Regions from separate parts of the Mus musculus genome. Here regions 1 and 2 are each linked to region 3. A link is a loop called in an ENCODE intact Hi-C map of the cell type or tissue named here. Cell type or tissue: left cerebral cortex. All regions are shown on one strand.

Region 1 (8,000 bases), 470 kb before region 3:
CTGCCCTGAGAACATGCTGACTTCGTCCTATATCCCTGCTCTGGAGAAAACAGCACCCTTAGCAACCTGCGGGGGTGCCCTAAAGAGGGAGCAGAGCCCCCAGTCTGCAGCCTTAGCCACCCAGTAGTGGCTTGGAGAATCCAGCCCTCGCCAGACACCTCTCAACGGAAGCCACAGAGCAAGCTTGAGCCACAGCCCCTCGGAGAAGCATCTCCTAGATTCCTAGCCTATGGACGATGTGAAGCAATGGAAGCTTGTTAGTCTTAAGATGCTTGCACACAGCCTCAGGTGAGGGGAACGTTGATGCAGGCTCACACATCAGCCCCAGGGTGAGCAGTACACAGGTGTGTGTGGAAGTAAATGGGCAGTGTATAGGTGCATGAAGGAACAACAGATAGGGCCACTCTCTTCATCGGGTGTTAAGAGAAAGCTGTCACCAAAACAGGCCAGACTGCAGGCTTTTTCCAACACCACTGCTATTACACTGTGACCTTTTATGCTAACAAAACAAAAGGAGTAATCCAAACGTTCTCTTAGTGGAGGCTAGAGACGGGCTCAGCAGTTGAGAGCACTGGCACTCTTCCAGAAGACCCTGGTTCAATCCCCAGTACCCACACAGTGGTTCACAACCATTTATAACTCGAGTTCCAGAGGATCTGAAACCCTCCTCTGGCTTCCATGAGCACCAGGCATACATGTGGTGTGCATATAGCCAGAACACCTATACACATAAGAAAATAATGTTTAAAGTATTTTTTTGAGTTCCCCCTTGGCTTGACATTTTTTCTTTATTTTTGAATCCAAATCTCACTATGTAACTCAGGCTGGTGGTGGGCTAATTATCCTCCTGCCTCTACCTCTGAATCCTGGGATTGAAAGGCAGGCACATAAGTCATGGTCAGCAGTGCATTTTCTTCGTATATGCATTTATTAAATGAAGACCTTTGAAGAGCTACAACGTGGGCAAATGTCACCCCCTGATCACTATGAGGACAAATGTGCCCCTAAGTCATTCTGATCTTGGTATTTCCAGAGACTGGTGTGACAAGATAAAGGACTCGTGCCACTTGGTTTCCTGAGTGGTTCTTAAATCACAGTCACTAGTTAGTTTTTGGCTTTTTGAGTAGTTATAATGACGTTTTATCTTTTAGTGATAACAAGCCAGGGAAAAAGACTATATTCCTAAGACATTACAGAGTCCAAGAACTCTCTCTGTTTCTGTTTAGTTTGGCAAACATTTGTTCAACTGTCCCAGAATTAGACACACTAAGTTAGTTAGACACAAGAAATACAAAGAAAATTGTGTGTGTGCTTATTCTCCAAAACTAAAGATCCAGTGAGTGCTTTACTCTTTTATGTGCCTCTGTGTGCACACAAGAGAACAATGTGGTGAAGTTAGTTCTACGGAGTTGTTCTCTTCCTCCACTTGTGGGTACCCTGGATTCAACTCAGGTTGTCAGGGTTGGCAGCAAGGGCTTTTACCCACTGAGCCATCACACCAGCCCCAGATCCAATAATTCTAAAAGTAAAATGGTTGCCAAGCATAGTGCTGCACACCAGTGATCCCAGCACCCAGGAAGATGAGTCAGGAGAATCACAAGTCTGAGGTTAGCCTGAAATACATAAAGAGACCATACCAGTAAATAAATTGATGGATATAGGTAGATATAAAGGTAGATAGATAGATAGATAGATAGATAGATAGATAGATAGATAGATAGATAGATAGATAATGATGTTACATAGAGAAAGAGAGAGATAGCAAGAATCAATGTACTTGGGCTGACATGCAGAGGTCCTTCAAGATCAACTAAGGCTTTGGGTGAGAGGGAAAGAAGATTCCAACAGAATCCAGAAATCCAGACGCCAAGGGAGAGTGGCAGCAGTCAAGAGTGAGGAGCATGCCACATTAGAGGAGAAGAGGTGAAAAGGACTAGCCAGGGAGCCTCCATAGCCTGGGATAGCCAGACACCCCTGGCTATCAGCCAGGCCCAGCAAGAACATGAAGTGCCAGTCATTTATGAACTTTGGAGAGAGGTGAATAGTTAGGTGTGAGGAGTAGCCCACAGTCCTTCCCTGCCATGCAACTAAGGGCAGCTAGGGAAGGAGAAGAGAGGAAGAGAAAGTCCTACCTTTAGGAAAAATAAAAAATTTAGATAAGACACTAATTCCTAAATCAACTCTGCCTTGCAACCTAAAACAACCATGGGCTCTTGTACGGTGAAGTTCCCTTGGGGTTTAATCCCACAGACCAATGTCCGTCCTTCTAAATACAATTTATACTGACAGCAAGATGCAAAACTTAACTTGTGGGGGTTTTCCCTATCATTTCTCCAACCATAAGTATTAAATACACCATACATATTTACATTAATGAAAGCATTATTCAGACTACCCATGTGAATAAAAACAAGATTGTAAATGAAACATTCCATTTCTATCACGAAGGAAAATGACTATGAATTGTAGCCGCAAAGCCTTTCCTCTAAAAATCGCCCTCAGATCTATTTCTCGTTATCTGTGCCACACTGACAGACAGCATTAGCAGAGTGTAGTGTGCATTAGGCAGCCCCATAAGAGATCTGATTACACACAGCTAAGTTCTCATTGATTATAAGGGCCTTACAACTTAGCCAGGTTCTCCATAGCTTCCCTGCTCACAGCAGCTGCCCCACAACCAGGCCCACAGCCCAACTCCACAAGCCCAGGGCTCACACTCTCTGCTCTGCTCTGGGCTGATCCCAACGCTGACTTCTGGCCCTTCACCACATGACCTAATTGTGGCATCTGCTCCCGTGGTTTCTCCTCATCCTTCAGTTCTTGGTGCCATTTCTTCCCAGGACAGTTTGGTGGTCATTTCTGAAGACGGGGAGGAGGGACTGACACAGACATCACTCTAAGAAAATGAGCCTTCTTATGCCTTGACAAATCTTCCCCACTTCTTTAGCCTCATATTTTAACCAAGTGCAAGAACTCAGCAACAATTCTGTTTCCACACTTCCTGCTTGGACCTCCAGGTATCAGATATAAGCTCACCTGCCATCCTGAGCCCTATCCTTCCTCCCCCCTCCAGCTCTCCCATGGGGTCCTGGCAGGTCCTACCACCTCTCACAAACACATGCCGATGGAAGTTATTAACATTCTCTACCAATCCAGGAATAATAAGCCAACTGTTATCAATGTCTTACCATGGGAAGTGTTGTATTATTTTATTTGATTCTTCCAGCACCCTCTTAAGAGAGGCATTTTGCTTTTTTTTTTTTTTTTTTTTTTGAGTTAGGAACTTAAGATATATACAGCTAATACAACTTTCCCAATATTAACTGCCTATAAGTGACAGAGAAAAAGCTTGACAAAGCCGTGTAGCAACTTCTGGTACATCTGCTGATTTAACGTCTGCACATTCAAGAGGGGGAAAAGCATCAAGCGTATCCAGAAATGACACTGAGAAACATATAAACCACTAAGTGGAGAAGGGAAGACGGAGACTCCATTCGAGACTTCACATCTGCAGACACACCAGCCGGGAGAGCTACAGTGCAAACAAGAGACTGTAAAGGGAATACACTGACTTGGCAAGAGACACAGAGGCTGCCAAAACACTGGGGAGAAAGAAGAGACTGGACTTATGTCCTAGATGAGCAAGAGCTAAAACTGTCCTGGAGAGTCCAGATCTGCCTGGTGAGTAGCTTAGCCTTCTGCAGGAGGGTTCTCCATTACCTGCTGAGAAACCAGAGTGTGTCGTGCTAAGTCCAAACAAACAAAGGTCCACAGAAGCTTGGCTCTGCATTGACTTTGAGAAATTCAACCATTTTGTCAGAGGAAGCAGGTTGAGCCACACCGAGGCAAGGCCCTTTTGAAACTTAAAATCTTATAAAGCTGTATTAGATGTGTAAACAATGAGAGTTAGCTAGCTGTATGGGGGCAGATCTCTTAATGGGTGCTTACATACCAGTGCCTTCGTGCACAAGTAGGATCATGAAAAATTCATAGTCAAATAACGATTAGTATCTCAGTGCCTAGCACTACGTGAAGGCTTGGCAAATATTTCACAGTGGTACCACTATGATGGGGGCATGAAGAGCCATCGTATGACCCCAAAGAAAACAAATACATGCTCTCTCTAGGTCATTTACATTTAAGTGCCCTGTGCCTAGCTCCTGGCAGACCCTTACACATGGCAGGCAGTCAACAGACATCTGTTAGATAAATAAAGGAAAGGAAGAAATGGGACTAAAAATGACTGCTCTTGCAGAGGACTTACCTAGGTCTAGCTTCCAGCATCCACATGGTAGTTCACAACCATCTTTAACTCCAGGTGCAGAGGCTCTGACGCCCTCTTCTGGCACTGCACACACAGGGTACCCATAATAGATGCAAGCAAAACACTCACAGGCATAAATCTAAAATATTTTTTAAGGAAAGCAAGAAACAAATGAATCCTAGTGATGCCTTGATAGCAATGTTATTTGCGACTACCAACTAGAGACCAAGTATTCCAACCTAAGAGCCCCGGCCATTCTCACTCAAACCACAAGAGGGCGCTTTATAAAAACAAATGAAACTCGGAGAGAAACAAGAGGCGGTCAGACCTTAAGAGAAAGTTAGTGTGAAACGAAATCGATTCAGAAACATGTTTTCAAAATTGCCCTCACCCCATCCTGAGAGAATGGCTACATTCATTCATTACATATCAGAAAACAACTGCGTCATAAAGGACCTCTGATTATGAGCTCAGTGGTCCTTTCATAAATAAGAGACAAAAGATTATTTACGCTGATGACATTTGGGAAGTATTTGAAAGCAGTCAACCGTGCTAGCTCACATTGCAGTTCTTAAAATGCCCAAGGCCATGATGGGAAAGCCCGTGCTTTCAGGGACCAGCGTTGTATGCGTGCTTAGAGCAGACCTGAACGCTGAAGATCACGAGGGAGGATCAAGTAGATGCCGGCATCCATCACAAGCTAGTTGGTTCAGATCCAACTCAAACATCAAACCAGGCTTTCTACAGGCTGGAACAGAGCGACAAATAGCCCATCTGTATTGCCAGGGGCGGCACCAATGAGAGCAGACATCTATTTCCATAAAAATAGACTTTAGTGGCTGAAATAACCGGACATTTGGCAGGGCCGGCTCATAAAACGAGCATTTCATATGCCAGTAGGCTATAATTGGTACAATAAATCATTTTCTTTGTACCCAGTGAATCTTTAGTTTTCCAAAAGACTAAGCCCTCAATTTAAAAGGGTCTAAATTGTTTTTGCCTTAAAGCCAGCTATCTGGAGAAATAACTTCATCGCAACAGCTGCAGCATAACAGGCCAGTGTTTCTTCTCAAAACAATATGCATTGTTTTCTTCTAGAATCATGTGCTTTTCTCATACCAGTTTTAAAGCTGCCAAAATCAGTTTTTTATTCTAAGAAGCACAGAGATGATTGGAGCAATGGCTCAGTGGGTATAAAGTTCTTGCTGTATTGAATCTCTCACAGAAAGATGAGAGGCGGAGACCGGAGACTGGCCTAAAAGATCAGGGGCCAAGCCAGCCTGGAATAGGCTGCACAGTGGGGCGGGTGAGGGGGTGGGGGGAGAAGACTACACTGGTTAGTTTTTGTCAAGCTGACACAAACTAGGAGGCCACCTCACTGGGAAATTACACCAATCTGGCTGCCCTCTGAGCAAGCCCATGAGGCATCCTCTTGACTGTTAATGGGATAGGGGCCACAGCGGATGCTGCCACTCCTTAGCGGTGGTCCAAGGTTCTATTAGAAATCAGGCTGAGCAGGTCAGTAAGCAGCACTCCTCTGTGGTTTCTGCCTCAGTTCCTGCCTCCAGGTTCCTGCCCTGCCTTCCAAGATAATGAACCTATGAACTAAAATAAGCTTTCTCCCCAATTTGCTTTTGATCCTGCTTTTGATGACAGCAACATAGAAGGAACTGAAACAGAGACCTTCCTCTGCTGTGCCCCGAAGACCCAGGAGAACACCACTCATTGCAGGTCAGATTAAGAGTCCTTTGTTCAAAACAGTGGGCTCAAGACAGACAGGACTCTCAGAAGCAGAGTAGGGTTTATTAAGCCAAACCCCACAATCACATCACCCCAGGTGTGGGCCGGGGGTGGGGGGCAGAAGTTTTGAAAGTTTCAGTTCATCTGATTAAAACAAATTGGTTTTGTGTTGTAAAACAGTGGACCTCCGGAAGCTGCAGGTGTGACTGCATGAGACCGGAAGCTGCAGGTGTGACTGCATGAGACCGGAAGCTGCAGGTGTGACTGCATGAGACCGGAAGCTGCAGGTGTGACTGCATGAGACCGGAAGCTGCAGGTGTGACTGCATGAGACCGGAAGCTGCAGGTGTGACTGCATGAGACCGGAAGCTGCAGGTGTGACTGCATGAGACCGGAAGCTGCAGGTGTGACTGCATGAGACCGGAAGCTGCAGGTGTGACTGCATGAGACCGTTCTGCCACCAGGATGTGGTTAGTGGGGGGGGGGGGTTGGGGAGTGGGAGGGCACTGGGAAGCTTTTCAGCCAGAAGTTAGCCGAAACTAGAATAAAATGGAGTCACTTTGAGCAGCTCACATCAACAAGTAGAAGAGAAACAACTAAAAGACCTCTGACCTCCACACAGGCTCCAAGAAATGTGTGCAAGTGCACGCACACACACACATACACACACCACACACACACACACACACACACACACACTATATATATATATGTATATATATATATATGTATATGTATATATATATGTATATATAATCACATATACATACACACAAACACATGCACACACACCACACACACATACATACCACACACATACATATACACACAAACACATATGTGCACATCATACCTACACATGCACCACACACACAAACACATATGCACACACATATACACACATACACATAGACACACATATGAAAATTGCTTTTATAGTCAGCAAAGAGAGAACAGACAGGAAATAGGACTCTGCTATCTAGTAAAGAACAATGGCCGACCTGCCTCAAGTCATGGTTCCGAACGGTTCCATAACCATCTGGACCAGTGCCACCACTAGAGGAACAGAGTTCAAACACATGAGCCCACGGCGGACGTTCCCCACCCAAATGATAACACTACCAAAAAGAAAAAAATGACCCAAATTTAGCACTCAGTCAAAACAGATGACCCCTGAAGTGTCCCATTTAGATAACTCTTGGTAGATGTGATGGTGACTGTCTTAGCTCTAAGTTAATGCACAAATTCAATGTTTAAATCTATTTATTAGGCCAGTTAGAGGGCTCAGTGGGTGAAGGTCAGCCTGATGACCCGAGTTTGGTCCCTGTGACCCACATGAAGGAGTAGAGGGACCAACTCCCTGCAGGTTATCCACTGACACCCATGTGAATGCACTGGCACCCCCAACACACATAAATATGTATACTTAAATAGTTTATAATTAGAAAGCATTCTATGAATTGCCCTTGCATGAACTAAATAATCAGTATTAACTCTATTCTATAATTCTTGGTTTCTAGCTCTCATATAAATAATTCCCCTAAAGGGGGTGGTTGGTGATATCTTCGCTTCTTTCTAAGCCAATAATTATGTATCTATTTATCAATGCCAATGGGCTTGGAAAAGAAGTGCTTCATATCATCTGTCATATGAAAGATAAGTACTAACAAAACTAAAATGAATTTCACTTATTCAGAGCTATAAGGCCATTCCATTTTCACTTTCAAGGGACAGCTTCCTGGGACATACGATGATGTATATGTGTACCTATGTATGCACATATGCATACTCATGTGTATGTGTGTGTGTATGTATATATGTATGCACGACATGCATGAGTGTACATCTGTGTGCATATTGTGTGCATTTGTGTGTAGACATGTGTCATGTCCCTATATGTGTGCATATTTTTCTGTGTGTGCTTGTGTGTATGCATACTTGTTTGTGTGAGTCTCTGTGTGGACATATATTTCTGTGCATGTTTGTAAGGGTGTGCT
Region 2 (8,000 bases), 120 kb before region 3:
GTTTATAACTGACGCCACCACCTTAATGATAATAATAATAATAATTCTCCCTCTTCCTCTTCCTCTTCCTCTTCTTCCTCCCCTACTTCCTCCCCTCCTCCTCCTCATTATTATCAGGGACATGCACAGCTTTAGGATTGACCTGACTGGGACCAGGGAATGACGGACACACACATGTACAGAAAAGCTGGGATCTGGCGGGCCCTGCGTTCTTGATGGAGATTCATTAGCAGCCCAGAAACTCAGTAGTTGTTAATATAAGCTGAAGGAGGATGAGGTTAGCTCATCTCCAGAGGGTCCCTGGAGAGGAGCAGTCTTAAGCTTTAGTCCTCCTGGAGGAGGAGGAGGAGGAGGAGGGTTGGTACTTCTCTGAAAACCGTCAACATCTGTAGTTGGAGCAGGCCTTGCCATTCCCCTCAGCCTGACTGGTGGAAGTCTCTTCTGTTGATTGGTTTAATGCATTAGGGTCTTTCACTCATGTCACATACGCATGCTCATTCTCACAGGGTACTCTCATTGCGCACAAGTGCATATGCACACATGTATGCCCCGGTGCATGGATGAGAGTCAGGGTGATCATTTAGAGTCGGTTCTCTTCTTAGACCTTCACACAAGTTCTGCAGCGCAAACTCAGGTCATCAGGCTCATGTAGCAAGTGCTGTCCCTACTGCACCATCTTGCTGGCCATCAACTTCTGCTTTGTTTGTTTTTTGAGACAGGGTTTCTCCTTGTAGCCCTGGCTGTCCTAGAACTCACTCTGTAGACCAGGCTAGCCTTAAACTCATAGATTCTTCTGCTTCCCGAGTGCTGGGATTAAAGGCACGTGTCACCACCGCCTGACTAACTTCTGCTTTAAAATAAATAAATAAAATAAAATAAAATAAAATTGGGGGCTGGAGAGCTGTCTCAGTGATTAAGAGCACTGACTGCTCTTCCAGAGGACCTGAGTTGACCAGCAACCACATGGTGGCTCACAGCTACCTGTAATGGAATCTGATTCCCTCTTCTGAAAGTAGAACACTCATATACATAGAATGCATAAATACATAAAGACAATTACATATGTGATAATGCATAGAATAAAATTAAAAAGCTGTCCATGAATATAGTAAGAATATTGTTGCTTGGTGGTAAGATGATAGATAGTTCTTAGATTTATTTTCACTTTTAATTTTATGTATGTGTGTATATATATATATATATGTATATATACACACATACATACACGTATATCATATTATATAATACATATTATATATTGCATAATAATACATGGTATATTGTATATAAGTATATTATAATATATAAAAATATATCTCATATATATATATGCATGTGAATGCTGATGCCCTGGAAGACCAGAGATGTCACATCCCCAGGCTCTGAAGTTGCAGGTGTTGCCCAACATGGGTGCTGGGAACTGAACCCTGTTCCTTGGCAAGAGAAATCTCCTCTCTGAACAACCGGAGCCATCTCTCTAGCCCTCTAGACTTCTGCTTTAAAAAAAAAAAAAAAAAAAAAAGCTTCCTGTATTATCGGAGTTTTAGACATAATCAGTGTCACATTTATTACCAGAATGAACCAGATTCATTTCACTTTGAGAAGACGAGGTAAACCAGAATCAAGTAAACTGAGACTCTGCTTGGCTCTAAATATACGCCCTGCCTTTGGCATGTGGGGTGCGCACAGGGTCTCAGGCCACCTCCACTTTCTGGACAGGAAGATGACAGAGTTGGTTGCCTCTCGTTGTTATCACTCCTGTTCCTTCTCAGTCTATATAGTGAGAAGGAGCCCAGTAGGCTGTGGGAATCTGTGCACTCTTCGCAGATCTGTCTGTCTGTCTGTCTGTCTGTCTCTGTCTCTCCCTCTCTCCCTCTACCTCCCTCTCTCCCTCTCTCTCTCAGAATGGCACAGAACTGCCTTGTGACTCTTTCCCGTCTTTTGAAAAATAATGAGAGCCGAGAATGATAACGTTTGCTGCCTTAAAAACGTAACCTTTCACATACAATGTCTAACTGTTTAGTTTTGTTTATAAATGTGCAGCTCTTGGGTTGGTGGGACATGAACCTGCTGAAGGAGTCAGGTTTGGGGGCATCACCTGTGAAAGGCATGGCTGGTAATGACTAATATAAGGCTGTCTAGATAGTAGGAAAATAAAAATATTTGAGAAAATCATGATGGCTGCCATTGTGTGTGTGTTTATTCTCCCTTCTGGATTTATTTGGGTTCCTAATAGAAGACAAATCCAAACTCAGGTTTGGGGAAGTTAGCATGGTGTAATACCAATAGATTGATGGTCTCCGTTTACTGCCATTGTTACTGTTTTTGAAGTATTGCAGATTGACTCTAAGGCCTCATCCGTGACAGACAGCTACATACTATACCTATAGCCTGGGCTTACATATATGGATAATTGCTATTCAAGGGATTGTGAGCAAAATGGCACCATTTTCCAGTAAAATACTTTACAGCAGATGTTTTACAGGTATATGAGCCCTTGGGATACTTCAAGAGAATATTGAAATGTTAACGAGGTTTTGTTATTTGTAATAAAATCCTCTCATACCATTCGGTAGATATTGAGGGTAAGGGGAGTGAATTTGACTTCGTTTTCATACTCGGTCCTGAATAGAGATAGCATTTGTGGGAGGGTTGAATTACCAGAGGGATACGGGAGAGGGTTCTAGGCCTTGCTCCTGCCTCAGTTTACCTTTGGGGCTGTGAGGCTGTGCTGTCATTGGTTTCTCCCCTGTTTTTAACCTGCTGTTTGCAGCTGTGATGGGCTGTGAGTGAGGGGAAAATGACCTGTTGTTATGTTAAATGCAGAGGAAGAGAATAATCTGCAGAGAGCTCTCACAACCAAAGAGCAAGAGCTTGATGGCTTTGCTTTTGTATATGCGAAGGTAATGCTTTAATGACCACTCTGGGGAGAAGATTGGCAGGCGCTCATTTCAGAGTAGTCTTTCATGGGCTACCTCATGGTTGCCTCCCTGCCTGTTCTAATCCTTTGCTCTTTGAAGGAAGACATCTTGTGGTCCAAATTGCCACATTCGCCCAGTGTGAGCCCTAGATGTAAGTGGAATAGCACATTGTGAAAACCAGAGTGAGAAATTCTGAAATGACTGAGATGACCTCGGCGGAAGGGTGGCAGGTCCTCCAGATTGTATCCAGAATAGTGACTTTAATATTCTTTTTATAAAAACTTCATTCACATCCAGCGCAATAAAATAAGATATTTTAGGTAGTTTCAGAATTAGACTTCTTTGCCATTTTCAGTGTTAACTCATAATTCGTGTATTTGGAAGAGCAGACGTTTTACAGCTTCTAAATATATAGTCTCCCAAGTTTTAGTCTTGCTTTGTGGACGAGCCCAGCACATTGGGGTCACTCATTAGCCAAACTTTCCATTTGTGCACTGATGGTGGGCAGTCAAACTTACAGACGCGGTGCTTCAGGCAGGCCTATACCCCACCAGAAACGTGCAATTTAAGCTTTTCTAGAAGACATCAGAACCTCTGCCTCCTTTAATCTCTCTTTAGTCAGAAACATTATGAATTAAAGCTTTTATGGTAAAACTTAAAAGATTTTTTTCCTTTGGTTTTATTTGTTTGTTTGTTTTTTCGAGACAGGGTTTCTCTCTGTAGCCTTGGCTGTCCTGGAACTCACTCTGTAGACCAGGCTGGCCTCGAATTCAGAAATCCATCTGCCTCTGCCTCCCAAGTGCTGGGATTAAAGGCGTGCGCCACCACTGCCCAGCAAAACTTAAAAGATTAACACAGATTTGGCTCTAGCTTGTCTGTCCCTCCCTCGTGAAATGATTGACAGACAAGCTAGCCTCCCCTCCCTCTCCTTTCCCTGTGAGTTCCCAACTCCAGAACGCTTTCCTTACTTTGCTGGACAACTCCAGTTATTTGGCTTTTACTTTTGAGATACAGTCTTACTCTGTAGACCAGGCTAGCCTCAAATTCAGAAACCCACCTGCCTCTTAGGGGTTAAAGGTGTCTGCCCTCCTCTACCCATAGCAGTTTGTTTACAGTTGTTCGATTAGATTTTCTTTGAAATTCTTTCAATACTCCTCATTTTTCCTTTTGAAGTTACATTGGAGAACCTCATCCGCCACAGATGATCTTCTGCGGGAAGGCAGGTGAGGAACAGAGAGAAAGGAAACGGACCCCTAAGCCTTAGCCCTTCTGATGAACGGGGAAAGTGCGGGTGCCTTTGGCGGATCTATAAAGCTCTGTGCAGTTACCCCTTCCACATGGCTTTGGGATGCTGAAGTTTCTGATCCTGCACCCCTTTCCCTGAATGCTTTTTTCCACAGTCTGTTACTATTTTGAGATTAATACTTGCTTTTCAAGAATATGTACCTCAAAGTGACAGTGTTGCTTAAGGACATTTCAGAGATTCTTGGATATTCTGTCCTAATTCCAAACGAAAATCCACGTGACGGTCTTAATAAAACTCAAGCTGGAAACAGCCATTTTTATTTTGTTTTGTTTTGTTTTTGTTTTGTTTTTCGAGACAGGGTTCCTCTGTGTAGCCCTGGCTGTCCTGGAACTCACTTTGTAGAACAGGCTGGCCTCAAACTCAGAAATCCACCTGGGGCTGGTGAGATGGCTCAGTGGGTAAGAGCACCCGACTGCTCTTCCGAAGGTCCAGAGTTCAAATCCCAGCAACCACATGGTGGCTCACAACCATCCGTAAGGAGATCTGACTCCCTCTTCTGGAATGTCTGAAGACAGCTACAATGCACTTACATATAATAAATAAATAAATCTTTAAAAAAATAAAAATTAAAAAAAAAAAAAAGAAATCCGCCTGCCTCTGCCTCCCAAGTACTGGGATTAAAGGTGTGCGCCACCACCGCCCGGCGGGAACAGCCATTTTTAAAACCTAACATTCTAACAGGATAACATTCAAAGATAGATGAGGGTGATACATGCTGAGTGATGGTAGGAAATACGAGAAGTCCCAGCTGGCTTCTGTGCCTCCAGCATTGTCTCTGTAAGGGCAGACAGCTCCATGTGTGCACAGTAGAGACACTGCAGTTCATAACATGACAGCCGCTGAGGGGCGTTTCAGTCAGTGGTTGCTGGCCTTGCACAGTGTGACAGACAGCCTATGTACTGCAAATGCAGTACAAAATGGGCACGTTCAGATCCACCGAAACCGTCACAGGAATGGATACTTTTTTTTTTTTTTGAATTTTCTGTCATTGCTAAAGCCAAATTTCTTGTGGCCCTTACATTCACTCACCTAACCGCATGGTGGGGTCGATTCAGAAACCCAGAAGGAAGCAAACTAACAGGTACATTGTAGCAACTTGTTGCTCCAACTGGAGGAGATCCCGAAAGAGTTCTAGAGCCTGAGCCCCCTTGTAATTTCTGCCCTCTTTAACAGTCTTTACTGTCTGTCATGAGGAAGCGGGTGTGGCCTGGAAGGTCCTGGAGCCAGCCTTCCTACTCCTGCCTTCTACTGGCTAAGCTGTTTTTTTCCTATGATTTCATGGGTGACATATTTGAAGCCATGTTTCTTTTTGGTTTTCATAAAAGTTTGCTGTTTCAAAATAAGAATTTTCATTTGGTTCTTTTTTGCAGCAACATAATAAATACTCATTTAATGAAAATATAGGAGATGAAGCAATTGAGAGAAATTGCATCGCAGGGTGCAGTGTGTAAATAGGTGTATGTATGTGTGTGGGGGGTGCCGAGGGCGAGAATAGCCTCCGGGGCTCTTGCCTGCCTGCCTGCCTAATTTGTAATCTGGATACCTGGATTATTATTGAAGGTCTCCTGTCTCTCGCTGCTATTGGTTTTTAGAATGACCCTATTTCCTTTCTCTTCTTCTTTTACTTAGCCCACGAAGACTAAGCCTGTCCATTTGAGAAATGTCTGTTACAGACCAGGCCAGACATGAATCTCTGTTCATGTGATGTTTTCTGGGGTCTGTGTTAGTTTAATTTTTTCCCCTTGTTTTTCTGCACTTTGGTATGAAGATGCTGTGTTTATGAAGAGAGCCTCGGTGTCTTTCATGTATTATGCATTCTTAAACCAATCCCAGCCAGCTCTGACCCTTTGAGATTTTAAAACTGCTTTGTTCCGGTTTCTGCGAATTTTTGAAATATTAAAAAAAATGTTCTTGAGGGGATGGGTCATGGGAAAAATTTTTCAGGGTCGTTTCTTCTTAGAAAACTGTAATTTTGCATAGAGAGGTTTTATTCAGGGTTCAATTCTGCCAGGTGCACGCCGCCTTGAACTTGAGCCCCCCAGCTTGTTTGGTATTTAATTCTCTGTTTTTTGGAGACAAAGCCTCTTGAGTTAACTGCCTTCAGTTCTTCCCGTTGTCCCATCAAAGAAAGGTCTGAAAGCCTGGGTTTGTGTTGGAGCCACATGTCAATACATGAGGATCAAAAGATTCTTCTGTTCTGTTTTTTTGTCTTTGAACCAGGACTTTCCAGAAAGAACACAGACTTGTTTTGAATATTGCCGCCTCTGGGTGTGATTATGCAAGTCAGTAGTATTTTTGATTTTTAAAACCCCGTTCATAATAGTTGCAGAGGTATGAAATTGCAAGGAAAACAAAAATACTCTTTTTTTTTTTTCTTCTCCAAATAACTTGCACAAAGCAGCCTTTGAGTGCAGGTGGCTTACAAGGATCTGCAGTTCTCCCACTGCAGAGGACGTTTCCGTAAGAGCTGCTTCCCATTTAAACCCCACCTGCCAGGAGTCTGCCCCAAGTCTCATTTTAAACTGAGTATATGAGCATACATGTGTGTGTGTGTGTGTGTGTGTGTGTGTGTGTGTGTGTGTGTGTACATGTCGTAGGCAGATGTCTACATGTGTGTGTCTTCAAATGTACTTCACCTTGGTTTTTGAGACAGAATCTCTCACTGGCTTGGAGCTTCCCAAGCAGGTAGGCTGATGGCCTGTGAGTACCAAGGATCTGTCTGTGTCCTTCTCCCTAGTGCTAGGATGAAGCAAGCCCAAGCCTTTTTATGTTGCTCTGAGGATACAGTTCAGGTCTGGAGCACTTTACGGAGGAAGCCTTTTCCCCAGTCATGGAAGTTTTAAGCTCCATCCGATATCCTTGGATGTTCCTCATGTGCTGACTCCATTTAAGGCCCCCATCAAGTCCTCCCGGAGCTGTGGTCCCTATGCCGATGGTCTCCGTGTCTCTGACCTCCAGTGCCCTACAGACACTGGAGCTGATAGGCAGCCACCTGCCCGAGCCCTCAGTGTTTATCTTTGCCCTCAGATTTCTTAAGAAAACAGTGTCCTCACACGAGGCCTTGTCTGAGGAAGTCCCTGCCTGTGTCTCCAGTCTGAAGCTGTTGCCCCTCCCCCGCCACACACACACACACACACACACAGACAGACACACACACAGATACACACACACACACACACACACACACACACACACACACACACACACACACACGCTCACCTGAAACCTTACAGATCCTACCTAGGCTCTTCCAGTCTGTGCCTCTGCCCTCCCTCCACTCTTTCACGTTAACCTAGCTTTCTCCCTTTTCTTCCTTGTATCTTAAGTTCCATCTCCCTCAAGAGATTGTGTGTGTGTGTGTGTGTGTGTGTGTGTGTGTGTGTGTGTGTGTGTGGTCTACATTGTGAAAGCCGAGAACCTACTACTGTAAGTTGCCCTCTGACCTCATGCCCTCAGTCATGTTGTGACAAGCACTGAGTACATGCACGAGCACACACACCCAGAGAATAAGTATATGCAAGAAGAAGGAATAAATGAGATCTTAGTGTATTTAAAAACATTGGAAAAATCAGAGTAAGTGCAAACAGTAATTTAAAACCATGAAAATGAAAACAAATGTCCCGTGACAGTGCTGTTGGAGAGGGGAAAGGCCACCACAGGTGCGGGAACTGACCTTTGGCAGGCCACGAGTTGAGGAGAAGGGGTTCGCTAACCTGTCATCTTCAGGAGCCTACTCCTTTGTAGCCCTGGGTACACATTGTAGGAGGACCGCC
Region 3 (8,000 bases):
GGCTCACAGACTTACCTAGCAGCCAATTCTAATGGAGGCATTTTCCCAACTGAAGTTTCCTCTTAGCAGAAGACCCTGGCTTGTGTCAAGTTGACAAAGCCCAACAAAACAAAAAAACAAAAAACAAAACAAAACAAAACAAAAACCTAACCAGCATGGTAAGTAAAAGCCAAATTGTTTTTCATAGTGGTTGTATCATTTTATATTCCCACCATCTGTACTGAGAGTGCCACATAGTCTCTGTGTCTAATTTCAGTCATCTATTACATCATGGTAATATGCTAGTATAGTTTTAATTTGATCTCCACAACTAAGGATGGTAAGCATCTTTCACAAGCATTGTATTTTCCTTTCAGTTTTTTGAAACAAGTTTCTCTGTGTGTAGCCCTGGCTATCTACCCTAGAACTAACTCTGTAGACCAATCTGGCCTCCAATTTGGAGATCCACCTGCCTCTGCCTCCCAGTACTGGGATTAAAGATGTGCACCACCCTGCCCAGCTGGATTATTGTTTTCTTAACGTGAAATCTACAGAAGTCTGTCAAAAATGCAATGCAGGTCTTTCAAAAAAGAGCATATTCAGGTGTGTGCACATGCACACAGCCATATATGTAAAACCTCTGTAAATACTGATGTCCACAAATCCAAGAAGGGAAAAAATAAGCTGTCAACAGTCAGTATAAAGATGGCGAGAGCCCTGACCCAGGTCTTACTGGCTCTGAGCAGAGTATAGGGTGCTATGTATGAAGTCTTTCCAGGATTCATTTCATCACACGCAACATCCATTCAGGGGAGCTTCTTAGCTGTGGTCCAAGGGGCCCCGACTATGAGTCAAGATTGAAGCATTGTCAATATGACAACAGTTTTGTAACATATAAAATGGAAGAGTCATGGAGTCGCTCTACTGGTTATAGGAGTTTCGTCTCCTGGCTTTATTCCCCCTTCCGGCTCCCCACAGCCACGGCTCCTCTACCTCTCCATCACGTGCATTTCTGCCTTCACTGTGGCAAAGTGGGCCGGTTTGCCCCTCCTAAGAATTAGCAGACAAGAGCAGGCATGCTCCTGGGGCTTGAGTGGTGCAGTACCCGCCATGTATGTTACTACTGCCGAGGACCTTGTCGAGGCCACCACGGTGGGTCAGATGGGCGAGCGTTTCCTCAGCTAGCTGTGGTACAGACCCTGGAGCCGGCCTTCATGCTGCTCAGGTTCCTGAGCGCTTCTTTCCTGGAAACTTTGACATATGGTTCCAGTCTCATTAGATTTTCCGTGTCCGGGTGGTGGCAGCAGCTTTAGCCCAATTCCATGGAGTCCCCAACTGTCAGGAATCCCACTATGGCTTTGAAGGCGGCTCTACCGAACCCCTCGCTCTAAGCGCTCCCATCGGAGGGGGTGGAGAGGAATTTCCCAAGCGCCTTTAAAACCAACTTCTTTGCTGAAGCAAGAGGAAGAATTCTAGAAGAACCCTCCTCTTAGAAAACTGAGTTCCGGTCAAGCTTCGGCGCATTTAATATTTAATACTACGCTTTAAAAAGAAACCTGACGGGCAGTGGTGGCACACGCCTTTAATCCCAGCACTTGGGAGGCAGAGGCAGTGGATTTCTGAGTTAGAGGCCAGCCTGGGCTACAGAGTGAGTTCCAGGGCAGCCAGGGCTACACAGAGAAACCGTGTCTCAAACAACAACAACCCAAACAAACAAAAAAGAAACCTGCTCCTGGCATGGTGGCACACACCTTTGATCCCAGCACTCAGGAGGCCCAGGCAGGTGGATCTCTGAGTTTAAGGCCAGCCTGGTCTACAGAGTGAATTTCAGGACAGCCACGGAAATACAGAGAAAGCCTGTCTCAGAAAAGAAAGAAAGAAAGAAAGAAAGAAAGAAAGAAAGAAAGAAAGAAAGAAAGAAAGAAAGAAAGGAAGGAAGAAAGAAAGGAAGAAAGAGAGAAAGAAAGACCTTGTTACTATTGCTATGGGCCTTGATATAGACTATGATGATAATAATATTTTTAAAAGTAAAGATAAAAAGATCTCAAAAACAAAAGCAAAACAACAAAAAGTAGAGTAGATTGGTGTCTGGTTTTCTCCTGGAGCACCTAGTCTGTCCCTCTTCTGGCCAACACCTGCCTCCAAGGAGTCGGAGGACTGCCTGGCCTTCATCCAAAAAACCCACAGTGAAACCCGGCATTTCATTGAAGCAGGAACTCCACTCCTGAAGTCATGAAAGAGGTAATTTAGGTCTTTGATTTGTAGGAACGCCATTAAAAATTCCTCCTTTTGTTTTCCCCAGACGAAAGGTTGGAGAGATTTAGGTTGCAAAAGAGAAACTGACTACAAGATGCATCAAGTTGTCTCTGGTTGAGAAATATGGCCAAGAAATGCAAATCCTTTGTGTGGTTCCTGGGCTTAGCATTTACACAACATATTTCACATTTAAAAGCCCTTTACTGTCCTTGCTAATTACATCCCAAGGGCTTCAGGGCAGTTAGAAAAAAATACTGGCACAGAGCCAGTCTTCAGAGCTGCTGGAGGCGCGTGTCCGTACCAGTCTTGACTCCTGGGCTTGCTGTAGTTTACCAACACTAAACCCAGTGGGTCACGTGTGCTTAGTCAATCTCTACAAAGTTTCCTTTTTCCGGACTTGACATTTTCTCAAGTACAAGCTACTGAAACACAAAATAACATTTCTTCCAACAGCTAAATACTGGTGACAGTTTTAGGTTTATCACCAGGCCAGAGTCCCTGGAGAGACAGGGAGCACTGACACTTCTAAAAATGCACTAGGAGAATCCAGAGCAGCTCCGACTACGTAACTAGCCAAGAACCTCCTGCCATTGCATTCGCAGAGACACATGCTGGTATGCATAAACACTGCATGCCATGTCAAATGCGTGTATACTCTGTCTTAGTGTACAGTAAGTGTGCGCAGCGTGCACGAGCGTATGAAAAGCCAGTACAAGAGCGACCGTTAGTCACGCATTGGATCCTTCTGTCTTGTTCTGTGCTTTGGGCTATCAAATGTTTTGTTAACAAGTAATTATGAAAACCCATGTGCAGTTTCATATCCTGAACTTCAGACTTACCACTTTAATATAGTTTGTAGTGTTGCGGTCTTTTCTTAATAAGCTCTAAAAAATAGCATCTGACGAAAGGAGGCATCAGGAACCTTTATATCTCAAAGAGAGAGGCTGGTGTGAGAACACAGCCCTATTGAAGAGAAGGGCTGCTGTGTGGGAACACAGCCCCACAGAAGAGAAAGCCCTACTGAGCCATTCTCTACCTTGGTGGGTGTTCTATTAACTTTCCTCTGATTTGCAGGAACCTGTGCTCCAAAACACAGAGCCAACGTTCACTACATCTGGTGTGTGGTGCCCTCTGCTGGCCATTCCAGGGTAGTGCCTTTTCCTGTTCCTTGTAGGAAAGTTCTTTCTATTAGGTGCTGTGCCTGTTCTTATATTTCTAAGTGTGGCCTGAATGTATAATGACGACTGTATGGATATAGAAACCTGTCCTGGGTCCCTTTCCTATTCATTCAACAAACATATTAAACGATCTCTCAAGCCAAATGTATCGCTGTGGAGCTGGAGACAGCAGGAGGCAATGTTCACTTCCAAGGGTACAGCCACAGCAAGGGGGTGACCTCCTTAACAAGACTTGGATAGGACAGCAAATAAGTTGATTAGTTGGAGAGCCTCATCTAGTCTTTAGTTTTCCAATTTTGCTTATTGGTGTGTGTCTGAGAAGAGGCCAGAAGGGGACATTCAGACCCCTCAGAGCTGGAGTGGTTTGCTCGGATTTTGACCTGGGCTCTGGGATCCGAACTCTTGTCCTTAAGATTATACAGCAGGTGCTCTCAACTGTAAAACCATATTTAGCCCCGAGCCTAGTCTATCCTCACAATCACTGCAGTTGCAGACGTCCTAGCTAATTTGCTCCCAATTTACCTGGTAGAAATCTATGATAGATCATCACACGTTAGAAAGGCAAAAATGAGAGTATCTTGGAAGACTTTCCCACTCTCTGGGGTTTTATTACTTAACTTTAACAAATATCTATGTTTGCTTTGCTAAAATACAAGAGACAAAAATGATCAGATGACACAGTTTTAGCTGATCCCCTAGAGAAAAGCAAACGATATTTCCCAGAAAAGTGCTCATATATAATCTGTACCCCAGGTAGGGACCCCAATTTGAGGCCATCTTTGCTGTGCACACTTTATTTCTTTAAAAAAAACAAAACTCATCTATATGAGTACACTGTAGCTGTCAGACACTCCAGAAGAGAGCATTGGATCCCACTACAGATGACTGTGAGCCACCATGTGGTTGCTGGGAATTGAACTCAGGACCTCTGGAAGAGCAGTCACTGCTCTTAACTGCTGAGCCATCTCTCCAGCCCTGCTAGGCACATTTTCAAGGGAGGGAAGCCACCAATACTCCTACCCAGCTGCAACACCAGTGATGTTGGTGATGTACAGCGATGGCCAGGCACGTTGAGGCTGCAACGGTGGCATTGGTATCTTGGCAGTAACCACCACCGGTCTATTTGGACTCTTCAGTGTAATTGGTCCACTCGGTAGGAGGGAAACCGTGGTAGGTGTGGGAGACCTCGCCAACCACCTGGGGCTAGTGAGGTCATGGATCTTAGAGGAGTCTATTACCACCACCCATTTCACCATTTTAAACCGGTGTAATTTCTAACCGCATTCTACACACGTATCCTTATAACTGCAGATAGGTGCTATCCTGAGAGGCCAAATCTTTTGAGTTCAGACCCCGTTTTAGAGAACCTGACCTAAGTTTGAACGCAGGTAAACTAACAGACTGGTACCTAGCACTAGATTCCAAGTTGCCCCCCTCCAAGAAAACCTGAGCCTAGCTCCAGTCTCTAGGCTAATCCCCAACAATACTAGCATCTCCCCCAACTAGGTTATTCCCCCAACAAACTTGCACCTCTATTTACAATCCTGGCTAAAAACCACCAAATGCAGAGAGAAGCAGGAACTAAGTTTATGATATGACTCCCAGCACCAGGCAATTATGTTAAAGGCCACAGTTAGATACTTGCACACTCACTGCTTCCCCCACCAGCCCCTCTTGCTGCTTACTAATAAAGCCTTGCCCCGATGGATATTCAAGGTTCTCCTATCACCAAAACCATCCTGCGTGATGGCCGTGCATTGCGGGGGTCAGAGCTAGCTTGAGTAGAATAAAGACCCTGCTGTGAGATTGGCTCCTGTCTGTTCTTTTGGAGGATCAAACACCTCCTTGGCACTACACCCTATGGAGGATCCAACACCTCCTTGGCACTACACCCTATGGAGGATCCAACACCTTGGCACTACACCCTACGTCAAAGTTGCTTACTCTGCTCCCGGAGATCAGTTCAGAAACACACATCGGGTCAAATGCAGAGGACAAGCGATTGTGGGGTTTCCAATTCCACTGACAAATCTATAATGTAATTCCTGTATCTAAAGCTCAGGGGACATTTTGGAAGGTGAGGGTGGAAGGATTGTGAGAGCCAGAAGACCAGGAAAGCTGCTATAAGATTGTGTCTCCTGGGAGTGGCAGGGAAGCGTCACCCACGGTGCCTCAACAAGACCTGAAGAAGTAGAAGACTAACAGACATGTCGTCATTGGGGGAGGAGATCTCACAGGGCCCCATCCACAGGAGTGCTGAGAGTCAGGAAAATCAGTTTCCCCAGGGGAGGAGGTCGTGACATCAGAGGCAGCAAGGAGCTGTACACGGGAAGGTTGGAGAGATGAAAAAAAATGGGGAGATGATGCAATTGTATTTTAATTGCAGAGGTTTATTAAAAAACTTCCTGGCATAAGACAGCTGCTCAGTAGCACACAGTAGGCACTTTACTAGTATGCCAGACACACAGGCTTGGGCTCTAGGGCCAGGCTGACAGTCTGACTCTTTATGCTTTGTTAGCTGGGCATCCTGTGCAAGTAGGGTTACCTCATGCACAAACTGAGGGTGATGGAAGGACACATATCCCATGTAGGTAACATATGCAAAGTGCTTTGAATACTCACTAGCATTTAGGTCGTAACAAAAATTATTATTTTACTATTATTCCTTTCATCTTTTGGAGATGCCTTCATTCTTTTAAAGTCCTGAATTAAAATCAGGGAGAAACTTCAAGTGAGTCTTAGGTATAAAGGGCATTCCAGTTTGGCTGGAGAGATGAATCAGCAGTTAAGAGTGCTTACTGCTCTTCCAAAGGACCCAGGTTTCATTCCAAACAGCAACTGTCTGCAACACTAGTGTTGGGGATGCAATGCCCTCCATTCTTTGTAGGCAGCTAATGCTCCTGGTGAATGTTCCTTCCCCCTCAGCATTCACAGTGACAGCTAGGCAATTGTCTTAGTTAGGGTTTTACTGCTGTGAACAGTCACCATGACCAATGCAAGTCTTATAAAGGACAACATTTAATTTGGGCTGGCTTACAGGTTCAGAGGTTCAGTCCATTATCATGAAGGCCAGAGCATGGCAGCATCCAGGCAGGCATGGTGCAGGAGGAGCTGAGAGTTCTACATCTTCATCTGAAGGCTGCTAGCACATAGAATACTGGCTTCCAGGCAGCTAGGATGAGGGTCTCAAAGCCCACACCTGCAGTGACACACCTACTCTAACAAGGCCACACCTCCTAATAGTGCCACTCCCTGGACCAAGTATATACAAACCATCAGTCACAGCAACCTAAGAAAAAAAAGTAGGAACAAGGTGTTAGGCAAAACTATAATAAACTCATTCATAAGTGGTGACAAAAATCCTGCCCTGAAACTGCGGATGTGTTTGCATACGTTGGGGTTCAGATGAAGACCTTAGACACTTAGGTGATATTCATAGCGAACTTGAAGACAGAGACGGAAGAGAGGAAGCGCAGAAAAGTCAATGGAAATTGTGGTCGTGTGAAAGTGCTGGTGTGTTTATGGGCGTGGCAGATATCTCATGCTGATGGTGTGGAGGTGGGTGGAGGGTTAGGGGCTGAGGAAGAAAGGACTCTGGGTCATTAGTGAGTTCACACACCTAACTCTTCTTGGGTTCAAGGTCGTAGCTTCTCTGATGTAACTCCCTTAAGAACAGGTCCTAGGTATAACCTCCCTTTCCTTCTTGTCCCTGTAGCCTGTGCCTGACTTCAATCCTGCATCCTCTGACCTCCGCACATAAAATGTCCAGCCCCCGTCTCTCATTAAACTTTTAATAGACTTGTTTGTCTGTGATTCATTAACCTGTTGTCTGCTGTAAGAAATACAGAAGATGAAATAACACATGGCTTTATGTACAGAGGGTTGGGCCCTCAGGGTACCAAGCTGAGCCTGACAAAGATGAACCCAGCTAGAGTCTGGGAGGCCAGTGATAACACGTCGGTGCTTGGTACTCAGAGTTTGTTAAGTAAATTCATGTGGGGCGTGCTGATGACTTATTATGCAACCCTGTAGGCTCATGTTTGAGTGTTTGGTTCCCAGTTGGGCTGTTTAGGAAGAATTGTGAGATGTGGCCTTGTTAGAGGAGGTGTGGACCTGGGCTTTGAGATTCCTCAAACTCAGGGCAGGTGCAGTCTCTCTGCCTCCTGCTTACAGATCACATGTAAGTCCCCAGCTACTCCTCCAGTATCTTATCTCCCTGCCCGCTGCCAGGCTCCCACGGTGATGGCTGTGGACTTACCTCCCTGCCCGCTGCCAGGCTTCCACGGTGACGGCTGTGGACTCAGCCCTCAATTAAATCCTTTTAAAAATAAGTTGCCGTGGTCGTGGTGTCTCTTCATGGCAATAGAAAAGTAACTGAGACACAGGGTGGCTCTGTATGCAGACTTCTAAGAATGCTTCCTGTTTGGGAAGGAGGAAGGTTGGGGGAAGAGGTGTGTGTGTGTGTGTGTGTGTGTGTGTGTGTGCTGGCTCTCAGTACATCTTTGAGACTAGGTTTCTTCTGAGTTAGCAGCAACTTGCTTGGCCATTTTTTCTTCCAGGGGAGGGAAGGCAAGGTGGAGGGGGGGA

The links. Hi-C counts contacts between places; a loop is a spot of excess contacts. Peaks named below come from ENCODE experiments on the same cell type or tissue, not always from the same donor. Only the 100,000 strongest peaks of a DNase experiment are listed, where the experiment ranks them.
Region 1: a loop joins it to region 3, with 5 times the contacts of the local background. A loop is called at or near these places in 41 of 42 quality-filtered maps.
Region 2: a loop joins it to region 3, with 2.7 times the contacts of the local background. A loop is called at or near these places in 2 of 42 quality-filtered maps.

What each region holds. Positions count from the first base shown.
Region 1 is chr5:105,395,633-105,403,632 of GRCm38, forward strand. It overlaps Gm26519 (predicted gene, 26519), which reads left to right and starts at 5,594. Exons shown (of 3, transcript NR_166586.1): 1 at 5,594-5,995; 2 at 6,185-6,473. In left cerebral cortex, a CTCF peak has its summit at 4,528 (motif pointing right); DNase peaks (open chromatin) are centred at 4,543 and 4,942; H3K4me3 peaks cover 642 bases; H3K27ac peaks cover 1,035 bases.
Region 2 is chr5:105,747,772-105,755,771 of GRCm38, forward strand. All of the region lies in intron 2 of Lrrc8d (leucine rich repeat containing 8D), which reads left to right. Among named protein-coding and RNA genes, the nearest start is that of Gm42166, 47 kb to the left of the region's middle. In left cerebral cortex, no CTCF peak of the experiment used is centred here; a DNase peak (open chromatin) is centred at 3,302; H3K27ac peaks cover 232 bases.
Region 3 is chr5:105,865,470-105,873,469 of GRCm38, forward strand. No RefSeq gene overlaps it. Among named protein-coding and RNA genes, the nearest start is that of Zfp326, 7.1 kb to the right of the region's middle. In left cerebral cortex, a CTCF peak has its summit at 3,379 (motif pointing left); DNase peaks (open chromatin) are centred at 3,367 and 7,666; H3K4me3 peaks cover 206 bases.